Regions from separate parts of the Homo sapiens genome. Here region 1 is linked to region 2. Evidence: chromatin loops called from intact Hi-C (ENCODE). Cell type or tissue: GM12878. All regions are shown on one strand. Links, peaks and the distances in the headings refer to the core of each region. The heading gives the core; the rest is flanking DNA.

Region 1 (8,000 bases), core at 1-8,000, 240 kb before region 2:
AAAGTACAAAAAATTAGCTGGGCGTGGTGGCGGGCACCTGTAATCCCAGCTACTTGGGAGGCTGAGGCAGGAGAATGGCGTGAACCCAGGAGGCGGAGCTTGCAGTGAGCCAAGATCACGCCACTGCACTCCAGCCTGGGCGACTGAGTGAGACTCCGTCTCAAAAAAAAAAAAAAAATAAGGCTAGTCAACTCTTTGGGTTAAAAAGAAAACACAAACTGAAATGACAACATTACTAAATATCAGAACCAAGGAGACGCCAAAAATAGCACTTAAAGGAAAATTCAAGGCCTTAAATACTTACATAAGCAAAAATAAATGAACTAAATATTTGACTCAAAAAGGAAAAATATAACACATGAATATAACATATAATAAAAGACAAATGAAAAAATGGAATTCTTCAAAGGCTGTGACATGTAATTGTAAAATATCAAGCCAAGATACTTAAACTTGTATTTCTTTTTACTTAGGGACAATTAAAATTTAAAACTGCTCAATGTACATTTATATTCTAAGTCTGTATTAATATACATACATACATACATACGTACACATGATATGCACACAATTGGAGATTTGGATTTTTGTAAGATATACACAGAATGAGAAATATCAAGATAGCCTATGATTAGACTAAAAATATACAAAAAACTCCATGCTCTCCCAAAAACTGATTTAATAACTATCAGCAGAAGTTATATTTCATTATGAATACAGAGAATTTTCATGATAAAATACTTACATTCCCAATCTCAAAGTTTTGCCTCATTAGTAGGTAAAGGGAGGCACTGGCGTGTGACCGTATTGTACCGATGCTACTGCTACAGTGTCGGAGAAGCCTGAGGCATAAATCAGCACACTGCTCTGTCTCTTCTTCAAATAAGAGTTCAGGAAACTGTAAAACAACAAAACAAACCACCACTGAATTTTTACAGTAAAAGTTTCTGAGATATGTTAATATAACCTGAACTGGAGACTTGTTAGTATAGCCCAGAAATTAAAAGAATGGTTAGGACAATATTAGCTAATGGTTAATAGTGTGAGACACAGAGTCAAACTGGGTTCGAATGCTCATTATTCCACTTACTAACTAGTAGTGGGACCTTGGACAAGTTTTCTCATCCACAAAATAGGCCTAATAATATATCTACAAGGGATTGTTGTGAAGCTTCTATCAGAATGTGCATAAAACACTTAGTAATCAACATATATGAATTCTATATTTATTACAAAATAATACGTAAGTTATTTTCATCAACATCTCTGCATTCCATCCTCTAGGATGATTAAAATGAAATAGCTACCTTCAAAATTTAAGAATATACATATTTCTAAGGGAAAACAAATATAAGAAGTAAACATTTAAAGCAGTTGAACAAACACATACCTTCTTTTCCATTCATCATAAAATAATTTCAGTGGGTTGAATTGCTTATATATTGAATTCTTTATAAATTGAGTTTTTTATAAAAACAGAACCAAGTGAAGAGAAAACAAGAGAAGCCCCATATTTAAGATTGGCTATTAATTTCAGGCCCTTCTCCACATCCAAGTTACTGTTTTTCAAACCAGAACTGGTTAAAGGTGATTCGAATAAATGAAAAATTCTAAAAGGCAGGCAGCAGTAGAGAGGCAAAGAAGAATTAAGGGTCTTAGGTTATTATTTAAATTTTAACTACACATATTCATTAATATATTACTACATATATTAACCAATGAATGTGTCAAATGATCTTAGACAATGTTAATAAAAAAAACAAAGTCTGACAACACTGCAGGTACAAAATAACCTACCTTTGAAACCAAGGCTCTCTGTGTAGCAAAACAGTGTTGTAGATAAACTGCACTTTGGTTACAGGCCATGCTGTGTAGTAGCACTTTTAGCACTCCACCAAGAATGCTCTCTTTGGATTCCGTTACAGAAACGGTCTGCAATTTAAAAATAAACAAATAAAATAGAGATGTACTTGCAATTTAGTTATGGATGTTACAGGCCTCCCTATGTATAAATAAAGGCCTCCCTGTATGTATAAGTAAAGTTTTAAAAGATAAAAAAATGATAACATAAGATCTAGGATGGCTTCAAGAAGGAGCTAAGCAGGATTTGAATAAGAAAAGGGGGAAAAAGAATAAATATAATTTAAATGAGAAAAAACAGGAGTAAGATACAATGGCAAGAAATCATAAGGTGTGTTTTAGGAAAATTAGTAAGTAAATTTGAATTGACTTGAGGTTCATGTAGAAAATAACTAGAGATAAGGCTGAAAAATTGAGTGGTGCCTAGAGCAAAAAATGTTGGTGGTACACAAATAACCATTCTTTTCTTCTTTAATAATTGAAATCCTGAATTTTAGCTGAAGACTTTGAATCCGGCTACAGAGAGAGGTGAACAAAAGAGAAGTTACATCTTCTGAGTCATGCCCTTAAAAAAAGAAATGTACTCTGTCCCTGCTGTTTCTTTTCACTGAATGAAATACAGACATGATGGCCGCAGCTCAAGCAACCATCTTGGGATCAGTTATCTTGGACTTATTAAATTTTTTCTATTTTTAAAACTTTAGTCAGGATAATGACTGATAAAATCTTTTTTTTTTTGTTTTTGAGATGGAGTCTCACTCTGTCACCCAGGCTGAAGTGCAGTGGCTTGATCTTGGCTCACTGCAACCTCCGCCTCCTGGCTTCAAGCAATTCTTGTGCCTCAGCCTCCTGAGTAGCTAGGATTACAGGTGTGCGCCACCACACCCAGCTAATTTTTTTATTTTTAGTAGAGTCAGGGTTGGCTGGGTGCAGTGGCTCACGCCTGTAATCCCCACACTTTGGGAGGCTGAGGTGGGTGGATCACCTGAGGTCAGGAGTTCGAGACCAGCCTAACCAACGTGGAGAAACCCTGTCTCTACTAAAAATACACAATCAGCTGGGCGTGGTGGCGCATGCCTGTAATCCCAGCTACTTGGGAGGCTGAGGCAGGAGAATCACTTGAACCCGGGAGGCGGAGGTTGTGGTGAGCTGAGATTGCGCCACTGCACTCCAGCCTGGGCAACAAGAGCGAAACTCCACCTCAAAAATAAATAAATAAATAAATAAATAAATAAATAAAATAGAGTAGAGTCAGGGTTTTGCCATGTTGACTAGGCTGGTCTTGAACTCCTGACTTGAAGTGATCCACCCACCTCAGCTTCCCAAATTGCTGGGATTACAGGCATGAGCCACCGTGCCCAGCCATAAAATACTTTTAAAGGAAAATTCTCACAACAATGTACAGAATGGATGGTGGGAAGAATACAGAGTGAGTTATGAAGTAGGTGGCCATTGTAATAGCGTGGAAATATGAACCTGGCAGAGTAGTGGTAGTAGAAAAGGAATGGAAGGAATAGGTGAGAGATATATTTACTAAAACATCTGAAAGATCTTGCTAACTGATTTGAATCCTGGCTCTTCTACATACTAGCTGCGTCATTATGGGCAGTTATTTAACATCTTTGTGCCTAAGTGTTCTCATCTACAAGATGAGGATACTGACAGTTTCAATGTCATGAGTTTCTTAGAAGGATCAAATGAGTTAATATTTGTAAAGTGCTTAGGACAATGTTTAACACAGAAAAAACTAAATAAATGTCAGCTATCACATTGTTACTACAGAATACTGCCCAGAGGGCAACTGTTAGGACCCAACACAATGATTATAGATAAAAAGCCTGAAACATTGCTGTGGTATACAGAGGATACTGCATAAACCCAGTTTATCTATATGTAGCTATAGCTATACATGCATGTTGAATCTCACCTGATGGCAGAACTTCCACCTATAAATACTCAGAGGATATTTGGAAATGCAAGACTAGGCCATCAAGGGGAAAGACAAGGAGATAAAGATTTCATAATCATCCTCCATGAAGAAACAGTTGAAGCTATGGGAATTTATAATTACAGAGAATCTCAGAATGCTTGGAACGAAACTTTTAGGAACTACCAATATTTAATAAAATGTAATTTTATGGCTCACAGTAAACACTTTTCCCTCCAACCTCAATTTACCAAATCCGTATTTTAAATTTCTCTTCTTTGCATTCTTACCTGAACAACAATCTCTAATGTATCTAAAATGATTAGGTTTGCTTCTGTAGCCAGGTTTCCATCAATCAGTGCTTCGTGTTCAATCTCTGCTCTTGATCTAATACAAAATATTGTAAGAAATTATATTTATCTTTTTGAAAACTACAATTCTGAAAAGACTTAAGGATGCATAGAAATAAAAAATTTCAAACCATTTTCAATATTTGCCTGATAAAAAATTACAAGAGAATAAGAAAAAAGGCAGTAGTTTACACATTTATGCAGCTTTTTTGTTAACCACAACAATACACACTTTCTCACCCCATTACAGAAGTGTAATGCCACTAAAAGCATAAATGTTTATGTTTTAGCTTTCAAACATGCAGCAGACAGTTTTATTCTAAGTGACACTGACACTAGGTGGTGCTATGTGGGCTTGTATTTAGGACTGCTTCATGGAAAACAACATTCAAATATTTAGTATTCATCTTACTATTTCAAATATTTCCAATGTCTGTATTCAGGATAAATGTACTTAATTTGTCTAAGGTTTCATCTAATTTTCCCCCAATTTTTTTTATATAAATATGCTCAGATGATAATTTAACTCTTCAGTGAGACTAGATGGAATTACTCATTGGAAACACAACAAATTTGGGGAAAAAAGGATGTGAGGTGACGAATATGCTAGTTAGCTTGCCTGTGGTAATCATTTCACAATTGTACACATATATTAAAAGATCATGTTATATTCTGTAAATATATACAATTTTGTCAATTATAACTCAATAAAGCTAGAAAAATAATAAAGAAAAAAGAACAAAACAGTTTGATGCAATAAAGTGGTTTACTTAAATACTAATATTTGTAAAAGTATCATTTAATGCAAATAAAAATGTAAGAATAATTACACATGATTTATGAATATAGTTGAGATTTTTGTTTTAGCAATAATAGATATACAGATACTATATATTACACCAAAGTAGACAAAATAACACATAAAGTACAAGGCCATATTAAACACTAACTTTTCTAAGTTTTTAGATCTGTAAGTCTGTGAGTCTTTATTATTACCACTAAAGAGAATACTTCATTAATTTACAGTTTACAAATTCAATTTAAGAATAAAAGCACTTTGAAAGGCTGAGGTAGGGGATCCTTGAGACCAGGAGTTAAGAGACCAGCCTGCACAACATGGCAAAACCCTGTCTCTACAAAAATTATTTGGGCGTGGTGGTGCACAGCTATAATCCCAGCTACTTGGGAGGCTGAGGTGGGAGGCTCACCTAAGCCCAGGAGGTCAAGGCTGCAGTGAGTCATGATTGTGCCACTGCACTTTGGCCTGAGTGACAGAGTGAGATCTTGTCTCAAAAAAAAAAAAAAAAAAGAATACAATTATCAAAATTAAACTGGAAAATAAAATATTTAATGTTCAAACTTAAAATTTCCAGTGACATTTTATAAAGAAACATAAGATGGTTTAAACAAAAAGAATCAGGAGAACACCAAAAAAGTCTCCCTCAAAACACAGCAAGATAAGCCAAGAGAACACATTCTACAAATGCAGAAATAAAGCACTACTATACTGATAGTACAGTACCTGGCTACTCTGTGATTTCTAAAAAATAACACATGTAGAAAAACCATCAGAGAAATAGATTTGGACAGACGGAGAAAAAGAAAGGAAAGCACACATTCCAAGGTTAAGAATTTTAATATATTTATATTACATTCAATATCTGATTATTTCAAGCTCTCATACATATGGTACTGAAACTTGTTTCTCTGCTGGCTCTCACTTGTTTCCTCTGTTTTATGATTTTACTGTCTGTGAGAAAATATTGTGAAAGTTTATTTGTGAGAATCTTCTGAGGCTTGGGCTGATGATGGTTCTCAGATAGGGTAATCAATCATCTTGGTTTGCCTTAGGACAGGACTAAAGGGCTCCCTGGGATGTGGGACAATCAGTGCTATAACTGGGAGAGTGCTAGGCAAACCTGAAATGAGTTGGTCACTCCATTCTCAAAGTTTTATGGGCCAGTGAAGCTACTTGCGGGCTAACTTATAATTAGAAATTCTCAAGAAAAAAATTTTAGCCCCTTGACTCAGTGCCAAATCTCAAGCCAGAAAAGTTTACCTGCAGCCACTTGGGCAGTAAGAAGATTCATGTAAGTGTATTGTAGGTGTTTATGGCAGTAGGATCAGTCAATGTATCAAGTCTGCCTTTATGCTAGAAACAGAAGACCTGTATTGTTTTGTCTTTCTTGAATTATATTATAAGCTCCATAACGACAAATGTCAGGTTTCTGATTCTTTGTAATATTTGAAATATTAGTTCAATGTGACACCTAAAATATGTTCAAAAAATAGTTGCTGAATGCATTTTCCAAGAGGATGTTTTAAAGAAAATGGAGTTTAAAATATAATATTTTGCCTTACTATACCACGAGAAGTTCTTCCTCCAAATCTTTTTAAATCTAAAATTTTTAAATTAAATATTTTGTTCTCTAAGACTTAATATATTTATTAAGTGTAAATACTAAATGTAAATATAAAGTAAAAGTTATCATTTTCCTCTTACATTTTAAAATTCAACACACCCATCAGTAACATAAAATAGAAAGCTGTATTACTTGTCAAGCTTCTCTGTGTTTTGACGCCAGTGAGTCATATCTTTCCTCCACCTCAAATTTTCTTGACTTCCAAAGGCACTTCCAGATGGGCTTCTCTCTGTCAAATAAATTTCAAAACCAATTTTCAAATGTTATTTCAGTTGGACCACATATATGTATACTTGCAATCATGTAAGAAATATACAACAATAATTTGTACAAGCCATTTTATCCTCAGTACAAGTTGAAAAACCTGACAATGGTGCTTTTTATTAAAAATTTTCACAATAATTTCAGAAGAAATGTACTTGCTATATGCAGTATCTTTTCTTTAAAACAATACCCACTTAAATAAGCAAATGTTCTAACATTGGTTTGCTTAAAATCTTAACCATGGCTTATAAGGCCTTACATGATATGACTTTATTTCCTACCATTCTTCCTCTTGCTTACCGCTTTCTGTTATCCTTGCGAATCTATCAGTATATACTCTGACTACGCTTCTGACTTACAACCTGTGCAATGGTTGTTGTTCCTTTTTCCTAATTGTTCTTCTCACAAATTTTCCTTTATCGCCTCCTTAGAAAGGCCTCCCACTCTCCAATACCTCCTTTTCCTTTTCTTTTGCTTTGTTCCTTTCCATAACACTTAGGACCACAAGTATATAAGCTCCTTAAGAACAGAAATGATATGTACTTTGTCCAAGCATGTTATGTCTAGGCTGATAAAGTGGTTTCTAGGTTTGAAGGCAGACTGCATGTATGGGTTCCTTTAAGGGGTGGCAGCAATAGAAATGATTCATACAAATCCATTAGGAGTGGAGACAGCATTGAGAATGTGGAGAATACACAAATATACATTTAAACAATGGACTCAGTCATAATTTCAAACTTTCAACTATAAAACTGCTTGTTTTTGGAAAAGGTAAGACTTTAAATTGGTTAAGAGGATGAAGAATAATGAAAGTAAATGTTCAGAGTTCAAATATAAATTTTTAAAAATACTGAAAAACAAATACAAAAGAATACAACTATACATATGTCAATTAAAGAAATACAAAAAATACTGAGAAATAAGAATCATTTCCTGTACAATAAAGGACATGGCTCTATTTCTTCTAATTTCTTTCCCTTTTCTTTCCTTTCTTTCCTTATCTCTTTCTCTTTTTTAAATTCTGAAATCCATGTCTTTAGGAAATTTATGGAAAAAAACAAAAAGATATGCCTATATTAAGATAGTTAGCAAAATTAACTATAATATTCTATCATTTACATTTTTTCCCACGAAACTCTCAATAGTTAATAATGTCTTAGAACTGAAAGTTAAGAA
Region 2 (9,780 bases), core at 1,049-9,048:
CCAAAACAGCATGGTACTGGTATAAAAATAAGCACGTAGACCAATGGAACAGAATAGAGAACCCAGAAATAAACCCAAATACTTACAGCCAACTGATATTCAACAAAGCAAACAAAATCATAAAGTGGGGAAAGAACACCCTTTTCAACAAATGGTGCTGGGATAATTGGCTAGCCACATGTAGGAGAATGAAACTGCATCCTCATCTCTCACTTTATACAAAAGTCAACTCAAGATGGATTAAGGACTTAAACCTAAGACGTGAAACTATAATAATTCTACAAGATACCATTGGAAAAACCCTTCTAGATATTGGCTTAGGCAAGGATTTCATGACCAAGAACCCAAAAGCAAACGCAATAAAAACAAAGATAAATAGCTGGGACCTAATTAATCCAAAGAGATTTGCATGGCAAAAGGAACAGTCAGCAGAGTAAACAGACAACCCACAGAGTGGGAGAAAATCTTCACAATCTATACCTGACAAAGGACTAATATCCAGAATCTACAATGAACTCAAACAAATCAGTAAGAAAAAAACAATCCCATCAAAAAGTGGACTAAGAACTTGAATAGACAGTTCTCAAAAGAAGATATACAAATGGCCAACAAACATATGAAAAAATGCTCACCATCACTAATGATCAGGGAAATCCAAATCAAAACCACAATGCGGTACTGCCTCACTCTTGCAAGAATGTCCATAATCAAAAAAATTAAAAAATAGTAGATGTTGGCATGGATGCTGTGAACAGGGAACACTTCTACACTGCTTGTAGGAATGTAAACTAGTACAGCCACTATAGAAAACAGTGTGGAAATTCCTTAAAGAACTAAAAGTAGAACTACCATTTGATCCAGCAATCCCACTACTGGATATCTACCCAGAGGAAAATAAGTCATTATTCGAAAAAGATACTGCACACACATGTTTATAGCAGCACAATTCACAAGTTGCAAAATCGTGGAACCAAACTAATTGTCCATCAGTCAATGAGTGGATAAAGAAACTGTGGTGTATATATGTATCATATATATGAGATATATACATATATGAGATATATACATATATGTATGTATGATATGTATGATACATATATCATATGGATGTATGATATGTATGATACATATATCATATATATGTGATGGAATACTACTCAGCCATAAAACAGAATGAATTGACAGCATTTACAGTGATCAGGATAGACTGGAGACTATTATTCTAAGTTAAGTAACTCAGGAATGGAAAACAAAACATCATAAGTTCTCACTGATATGTGGGAGTTAGGCTATGGGGACACAATGGCATAATAAGAATGATACAATGGACTTTGGGGACTTGAGGGGAAGAGTGTGAAGGGGGTGAGGGATAAAAGACTACAAATATGGTGCAGTGTGTACTGCTCGGGTGATGGGGTGCACTGAAATCTCACAAATCACCACTAAAGAACTTATTCATGTAACCAAATACCACCTGTACCCCAATAACTTAAGGAAAAAAATTTAAAAATAAATAAATAAAATTTTTTTAAAAATTGGCCAAGGATGGTGGTGTGTGCCTGTGGTCCCAGCTACTTAGGAGGCTGAGGCAGGAGGATGACTTGAGCCCAGGAGATCAACGCTGCAGTGAGCCATGTTTGCACCACTGCACTCCAGCCTGGGCAACAGAACACATTTCTGTCTCATAAATAAATAAGTAAATAAATAAATAAATCTAAGTATCTTTGGTTAAATTCCACTTTGGGTAGGGCTAAGAGAGGAGATGTGAACTCTGAGAGCCCAAATATTATGTCTTTCAAGTCTATTTTTTTGGTAAGTCAATTTTTGACTACCCTTTCTTTACTTATTGTGCCCTGTGAACTCTTCCATGTCCATACCCATTCATTGTCTATAATCTTGGCACTTTCTTATTCATTAATTCAACAAATATTTATTCCCTATCACCTTTATTTATGCATTTCTATAGATGCTAGAGATAGGGTAAATAAAAGTATGGCAAAACCAGCAATTACTTTTGCACCAACCTAATATGATTTTTTAAGAAATTTATAATTTCATTAGAGAAATAGATGTATAAACAAAGAAATTATAATACAAACATTGTGATAAGTGCAGGAAGTAGAAAATAGTGATTATTGCTTTCTTCAAACATAAAGTATTGTTAGTCAGGAGTCCTTCAGTTGTAAGTGCCAGAAACCCAATTTCAAACAGCAAAAGCAGAAAATGGAATCTATTGGCTCACATCCCTACAAATTCCAGGAATAGAACTGTGCTAAGGGACTCAAATAATGTTGTTGGGTCTTCATAGCTTATTCTGGTTTATTTCTTGCTTTTGGGGCCTTGCTTTTTTCTTCTGAAGATGGACTCTGAAGTGAATTCTACAGCACACTACCCAGATGCCTTATTTAGAATCGAAGCATTGGTTTCCTTCAGGTTTTGGGAGTGTTGGCTGCTGATGGCTCATAGTTGAGTCTCTTTCTGAGACAAAGGGAGGTGTCTCACTCAAGTTTATCCCTCCTCCCTGAGAATAGCTTGAATCCAAAGACTGATCAATGAGGGATACAAAGGGCTGGCCTCTTGCCTTGATTCAGGACGTACCTAAAAGGCCATCCAGCTTTAGAGTTACCCATGGGAACAGTTCAGGAATCTGAGGAACTTAACATCTGACTCTTGGAAGAACGGTTCTGTGGAGAAGAGGGTTGAGTTTATTTTTTTTATTCTGGAGATATAGGGATGAAATGGAGAGAAGTAAAGAAGAGAAAATATGAAGGGAAACCAAACAACTGTTTGAACTGGTGAAAGACTAGGCACCTTGCCCTGTGACTCCTCTCTAGAACCCTGCAGACTTTTATCAAGTATTTGGCTACAAGCAAGTTTTTTGTGAAACCAGTGGAAGAGTCTGTTCTTCCTCTCTCAACTGGCCTAGGATGGGATGGAACTGTAGAGCACAGGCATATTTAGGAGTTTAGAGACATAATTCTGAGGAAATAAGTTCTAGAACTTTGCAGAAGCAGTAGGTAGGGCTATGAACTCTATACATTGTAAGGTTTGACAGGCAAACATCTGGATGTATCTGTCACAGCAACTAATGTCTTAGAGAATAAGGTATAGCTTCACCAAACATTTGAGGAACTAGTAGTAAAAGTAATCAATGCTAATAAATGACAGTATAATAAAATGAAGGCAAAGTGCCACAGGAACAGAAAGGTCTTGAACAGCTAACCGATATATTAAAGAACAAATAGACTTGCCCGGCATGGTGCTATGTATCTGTAGTCCAAGCTACTTGGGAGGCTGAAGCAGGAAGATCACTTTGAACCCAGGAGTTCAAATGCAGCCTGGGCAACATAGAGAGATCCTATCTCTAAAATAAAAAAAGAAAGAAAGAAAAGATAAATTTGTATAAGTCCATTACTTGGCTTTATTATAATACAGAGAAAAACTGAGGGAAGGATTAGACAGGTCTAAAGCTATTAAAAAGAAATATAGCAAGAAAAACTGGAAGTCCATTGTCTGTGAAAAATTAAAAAAATAAATTATGTTCATTCATCTAGCACGGTGAATAAAAATAATTGACATTCTAAGGCTCCAATTAAAACATTTCCAGGCCGGGCCTGGTGGCCCACACCTATAATCCCAGCACTTTGGAAGGCCGAGGCAGGCGCATGAGTCAGGAGTTTGAGACCAGCCTGGGCAATACGGTGAAACCCCGTCTCTACAAAAAATTTAAAAAATTAGCCGGGCATGGGGGCACACACCTGTAATTTCAGCTACTCAGGAGGCTGAGGCAGGAGGATTGCTTGAACCCCGAGGCAGAGGTTTCAGTGAGCTGAGATTGCACCACTGCACTCCAGCCTAGGTGACAGAGTGAGACCTTGTCTCAAAATAAAACGAAACAAAACAAAATCCAAAAGTGTTTCCTCATGTTTTATTAATTAAAAACAAACAAAACCATAGCTGAGGAGGTTTCTCAGCTCAGAGGTTGACTGAGGAGGTTTCTCTGCAAGTGTGTTTACAACTGTGAATGGTAAATCCCACCAGAAGAAAGGCAAATAAATTAGATCGCTCCTGGAAAGCACTCTGCCTCATTCTTCAGCGGTTTTTGATGATGTGACTTAATATATAAAAAAGCACAGAGCTGAACTCAAAATGAAATAGCAGATTAAGAGAGCCATCTACTGGCAACTCATTGAAATCTGTTTAATTTGTTACGTTTCTATGCCCAATATTTTCTCATCACTAATTCTAGGGTCAACTTTCTAGACATATTTAATCTGCTCAACCTTCATGTTATACTTTTTATGAAGGAGGATATCTTTAATATAAGCTACAATTTGTAACACAGATACCCAGGTTTAGGAATTATTCTTTGAAATTTAGCCAACTTGTCTATTACGCTAAGAATGATGATGACAGTACATGTGATGTTTAGTAAAGTGACCAAAATAAAAGCAGACGACATATGTCCAGCACTGATCCATGTACTTTACTTGTATTGATTCTTATAATCTTCACAAGAACCTTATAAAGGAGGTACTATTATTATTTTCATTTTGCAGATAAGGAAACTGAGTACGGAGAAGTTAGATATCTTGCTCAAAGTCCAACAGCTAATAAGATTTTCCCTTCAGATCAGACACAAGACATAGATATTGTTCTTGTCACTTCTATTCAACATTGTTCTAGAGGTTCTAATCAGGGCAATTAGTTAAGAAAAAGAAATAAAACACATCCAAATTGGAAAGGAGAAAAGCAAAACTATCTGTTTATGGATGACATCACATATACAGAAAGTAAATCCTAGGTAATCCACAAAAAAGTTTAAGAGTTAATAAATAAGTGTACTCAAGGTGGTATGGTACAAGATCAATATGCAACAATCAGTTATTTTTCCTATTCACTAGGAACAAGTAATCTGAAAATGAAATTAAGAAAACAACTTCATCTACAATAGCATCAAAAAGAATAAAATACTTAGGAATAAATTTAACACAAGAAATGCAAGATTTCTACACAAAACATACAAAAATCATTGAAAGAAATTAGAGGTTTAAATAAATAGAAAGGCATCTGTGTTCATGGATTGGAAGACTTGATATTGTTAAGATGTCAATACTCTTGAAATTGAGCTACAGATTCAGCGTAATTCCTATGAAAATTCTGGCTGGCTTTTTTTTTTTTTTTACAGAAATTGACAAGATTATTCTAAACTCCATAAGGAAATGCAAGAGACCCAGAAGAGCCAAACAGTGTTGAAAAAGAAGAAAGTTGGAGAACTCACATTTTCCAATTTCAAAACCTACCGCAAAGTTATAGTAGTCAAGACAGTATTGTGCTGGCATAAGGATAGACATATATATCAACAGAATAGAATTGCAGGTTCAGAAATACATCCATAACTTATGGGCAACTGATATTCAACAAACATGCCAATACAATTTAGTGGGGCAAAAATAATCTTTCCGACAAATGACACTAGGACAACTGAATATCCACTTGCACAAGAATGAACTCTTAACCTCATAGCATATACCATCGGAACTCAAAATGGATCATAGACCTAATTATAAGAGCTAAAACTATACTTTTTTATCTTTCTACCTTGTCTAAATATACTTTTATAATAACAAATTGGGAAATATGGTTAAACTTATGGTTTTCTGTTATTGAATGTCATCAAATTGATGAATAACAAATTGATTGAATATCAAAGTTGATTGAGCTTAATTAAGTATTATTGTGTATGTCTGTGTATCCTGTTGATAGACTGGCAATATTTGGGCAAGTAATAAAAGAAAGACATACATAATTTATAAATTATTGCATACTATATTAGTTTGCTAGGGCTGCTATAACAAAGTACCACCAACTGAGTGGCTTAAACAACAGAAATTTGTTATCTCACAATTTTAGAGACCGGAGGTCCACGATCAAAGCATTGACAAGGCCATGCTCCCTCTGAAGGAGCTAGAAAAGATCTGTCTCATGCTCCTACTGGAAAGTATAATTCCAATCGTCACCTAGAGTTATCCCTTCATGTTTGTCTCTGTGTTCAAATTTCCCGTTTTAATAAGGACACCAGTCATATAGGATTCACAGTTCACCCTACTCTGGTATTATCTCACTTTACCTTAACTAATCATATCTGCAATGATTCTATTTCCAAATAAGGTCATATTCTGAGTTACTGGGGTTTAGGATTTCAACCTGTAAATTTTAGGAGCAGGGGACACAATTCAACTCATCACACATGCTTATTCCATGAGATTAGTTTTCTTCCCTTAATTTCAACAAAATAACTAAATGTGTTTTTATAATCAATATTTTTACATAAATTGTATTTTATTGTAAAATGGCCTGAGGAATTAAAAAATAAAAAAGTATAAGGTCATAAAATTTGCATAAATTTTATAAAAATATAAGTTAAAATAAATGTAAAATTTAACAATTATTTTTATATTTTAAAAAGTTATTTTTCTTCTGAAATTGTTAATTTCATTTATTAAAATTCAAAGCAAAAATTTTATTAACAAAATAAAAATTATTCAAGTAAAATAAAAATTTAATATTTTGAAAATATTTAATAGTATTTAATTTTAATTTTATTTAACTTGTTAAATATTTTTATAAAGATAAAACTATTTGCACTGTTAATGTGCAATGCTTGTCATGTTGCCAATGTAAAGAATTGTTAAACTACATCATGAATTATTATGTTTAGATCTACGTATATGTATATATGTACATTGAGGAGTAATATGTAATGTTTAATATTGCAAAATCTTTCTCTTCCACTACATTATTTATTTTGAATAACAAGTTACTCCAACTCTTAGTATTTTTTTTTTTGCAGATGGAGTTTCACTTTTGTTGCCCAGGCTGGAGTACAGTGGCACGATCTCAGCTCACTGCAACCTCTGCCTCCTGGGTTCAGGTGATTCTCCAGCCTCAGCCTCCCGAGTAGCTGGGATTACAGGCACCCACCACCACACCTTGCTAATTTTTGTGTTTTTAGTAGAGACTAGTTTTGCCATGTTGGCCAGGCTGGTCTCAAACTCCTGACCTCAAACTCCTGCTTGCCTCAGCATCCCAAAGTGCTGGGATTACAGGTGTGAGCCACCATGCCCAGCCTCTTAGTGGTTTTAAAGAATAACATTTATTATCTCACACTTTTTGTGGGTTAGGAATTGCCATGGCTTACTTAGGTGGGTCCTCTGCTTCCTGGTCTCGGACAAGGCTGCAGTCAAGGTGCTGGCCAAGGTTTTTGGTTTTTGGTCTCATTTGAAGGCATGACTGGGGAGGAATGTGCTTGCAAGTTTACACAGTGATTGTTGCCAGGATTCAGTTCTTTGCAGGTTGTTGAACTGAGGGCCTAAGTTTTTTACTAGCTGTTGGTCCTAGGCCACCCTCAGTTGTTTGCCATATGGGTCCATCCAACAATAGCAGCTTGTTTCATCAAAGCATGTGAGCCAGGAAGGCAATAGAGAGAGTCTGCCAGTAAGATGGAAGCCATAGTACTTTAAAGGGCATAAATACAATGAGGTGAGAATCACTGGAGACCATCTTAGAAGATTGCCTGCCATAGTAACAATACGTAACTCTTGTGAATACCATGCTGCTTCATGAGTACTTAGGAACCACAAACTGGAATAGGAACAGAAGCAAGAAAGTGGATGCTTTGCTCTAATGGAAAATGATTCTTGGCTATGGAAGAATCTATTGCATTCATGCTAAAAGGAAGAATTTGACAAGTTAATTAATTACTCTTTTTTCTTACCTAAGCATTTTGCTACTCAAGTCCTCTCCATACTCTGAAGCAGTATTTATCTTTTATATTGCCACCAGGAAAACCCACAGACTATTACAGCATTTGAACACAGTTGCCTTTGGTAGGGCAAGAGATTCAGAGAAGCATTTCTCTGAGTCCTGAACAATGTTACAATGTTAGTCCTGAGAATACATGTTTAAGATGAAGGGTTGCACTGAGCCAGTGCTGAACACCAGTTAGACAATGATGAAGGCACTCATGGTTTTTTTTTTGTTTGTTTTGTTTTGTTTTTGTGTGTGTGTGTGAAAGAGAGAGAGAGGGGTATATTATATATAAGACCCTCTAAAGCATGAGGATACAAAGTAGCAGTTCTTTTTGCTCACGGGTAGTGGCAGAACTGCTGTTTAAGCCACCTGTAACCCAGTAGGGACTAAATATTATTATACTTCTTGGCTTGTCTAACATGTCTCAATTTTTAGGTGATTTGAACTCAGATCAGTCTGACTCCAAAACTCACATTTTCTCTTTCTTGCCTTCTTTTACTTCCTTTCATTCTTTTGAAAGTTACTATTTTCTAATTACAAATATATACACACACAAATTATAAATGATTTGTGAAATGCAGAAAAGCAGTAAAAAAAAAGAATTATTCAAAGTTTCATAATCTAAATGCCAGCATTGTTGATATTTTGATCTGTATTTCTTGATATTCTTTCTTCTAAGTGTAATTTTTCATTTTTTGTTTAACAGAGGTGTGACTGTTTTGCAAGTATAATTTTTTATTCAGTTGTTTTCACTTACCATTACAACATAAGGCACATTTCCATGTTATCATGAACTATTCATAAACATCATTTTTAACAATCCCATGCTCTTTTTTTCTACACTACACTGCTTTCCAGGGAAAGACAGTAAGTCAAATATTGCTCATAAACATTCCTTGTGTTAGTCTAAATTTCAACCTGGCCCAATTTCAGATTCCTCTGAATCTAAAAATAACCTTTCTCTCTCTCTCTCTCTCTCTCTCTCTCTCTCTCTCTCTCTCTCTCTCTGTCTTGGTAGAGGATGAGCTATTTTTGGTATTTGGAGACTCAGGAATTCAGTGGGCTTGGAAGAAGAGGGAAGGGTCAAACTGGGCCATTTGTTACTTTAACCCAAAGCCAGGTCTCAAACTTTGACTTGGAGCAAGGTTCAGAAGGAAGCTACTAACTTAATATTAACTCTTGATATCATAAAAACTCTACTTTTAAAATACAATTATAAAAAAACCTAGCTTTATATATATTTTTATATATTTTGTTTGTGTGTATATATATAGTGTATATATATATTGTGTATATATATAGTGTATATATACTATATATATTATATATACTATATATTATATATAGTATATATATTATATATTATATATAGTATATATAATATATAGTATATATATTATATATATAGTGTATATATAATATATATATATATATATATTTTTTTTTTTTGAGACAGGGTCTCACTCTGTCAACCAGGCTGGAGTGCGGTGGGGTGATCTCAGCTCACTGCAGTCTCCGCCTCCTGGTTCAAGCAATTCTCATGCCTTGGCCTCCCAAACAGCTGGGACTACAGGTGCACACCACCATGTTCACCTAAATTTTTGTATTTTTAGTAGAGAAAGGGTTTTGCCATGTTGGCCAGGCTAGTCTCAAACTCCTGACCCCAAGTGATCCGCCTGCCTCAGCCTCCCAAAGTGCTGGGATTACAGGCATGAGCCACTACAGTTGGGCTGCTTTATATATTTTATAAAAAGGCAGCCAGAAAGAACTCTTGACTTTTTGGCTTCTCTACAGAAACCAAAAAGTTGGGCAGGATTATGTTTATTTAGTGCCAGTACTTAAAGGTTATTATTTTTTTTTTTTTTGAGACAGAGTTTCGCTCTTGTTGCCCAGGCTGGAGTGCAATGGCATGATTTGGGCTCACTGCAACCTCTGCATCCTGGGTTCAAGCAATTCTCCTGCCTCAGC

The links. Peaks named below come from ENCODE experiments on the same cell type or tissue, not always from the same donor. Only the 100,000 strongest peaks of a DNase experiment are listed, where the experiment ranks them.
Region 1: a loop joins it to region 2, with 11 times the contacts of the local background. A loop is called at or near these places in 83 of 110 quality-filtered maps.

The regions. Positions count from the first base shown.
Region 1 is chr1:62,503,885-62,511,884 of GRCh38, forward strand. DOCK7 (dedicator of cytokinesis 7) reads right to left here. Exons shown (of 50, transcript NM_001367561.1): 34 at 6,693-6,789; 35 at 4,078-4,174; 36 at 1,798-1,932; 37 at 746-898. Among named protein-coding and RNA genes, the nearest start is that of USP1, 71 kb to the left of the region's middle. In GM12878, for the core only: a CTCF peak has its summit at 4,473 (motif pointing right); a DNase peak (open chromatin) is centred at 4,497.
Region 2 is chr1:62,742,549-62,752,328 of GRCh38, forward strand. No RefSeq gene overlaps it. Among named protein-coding and RNA genes, the nearest start is that of ATG4C, 37 kb to the right of the region's middle. In GM12878, for the core only: a CTCF peak has its summit at 4,172 (motif pointing left); a DNase peak (open chromatin) is centred at 4,133.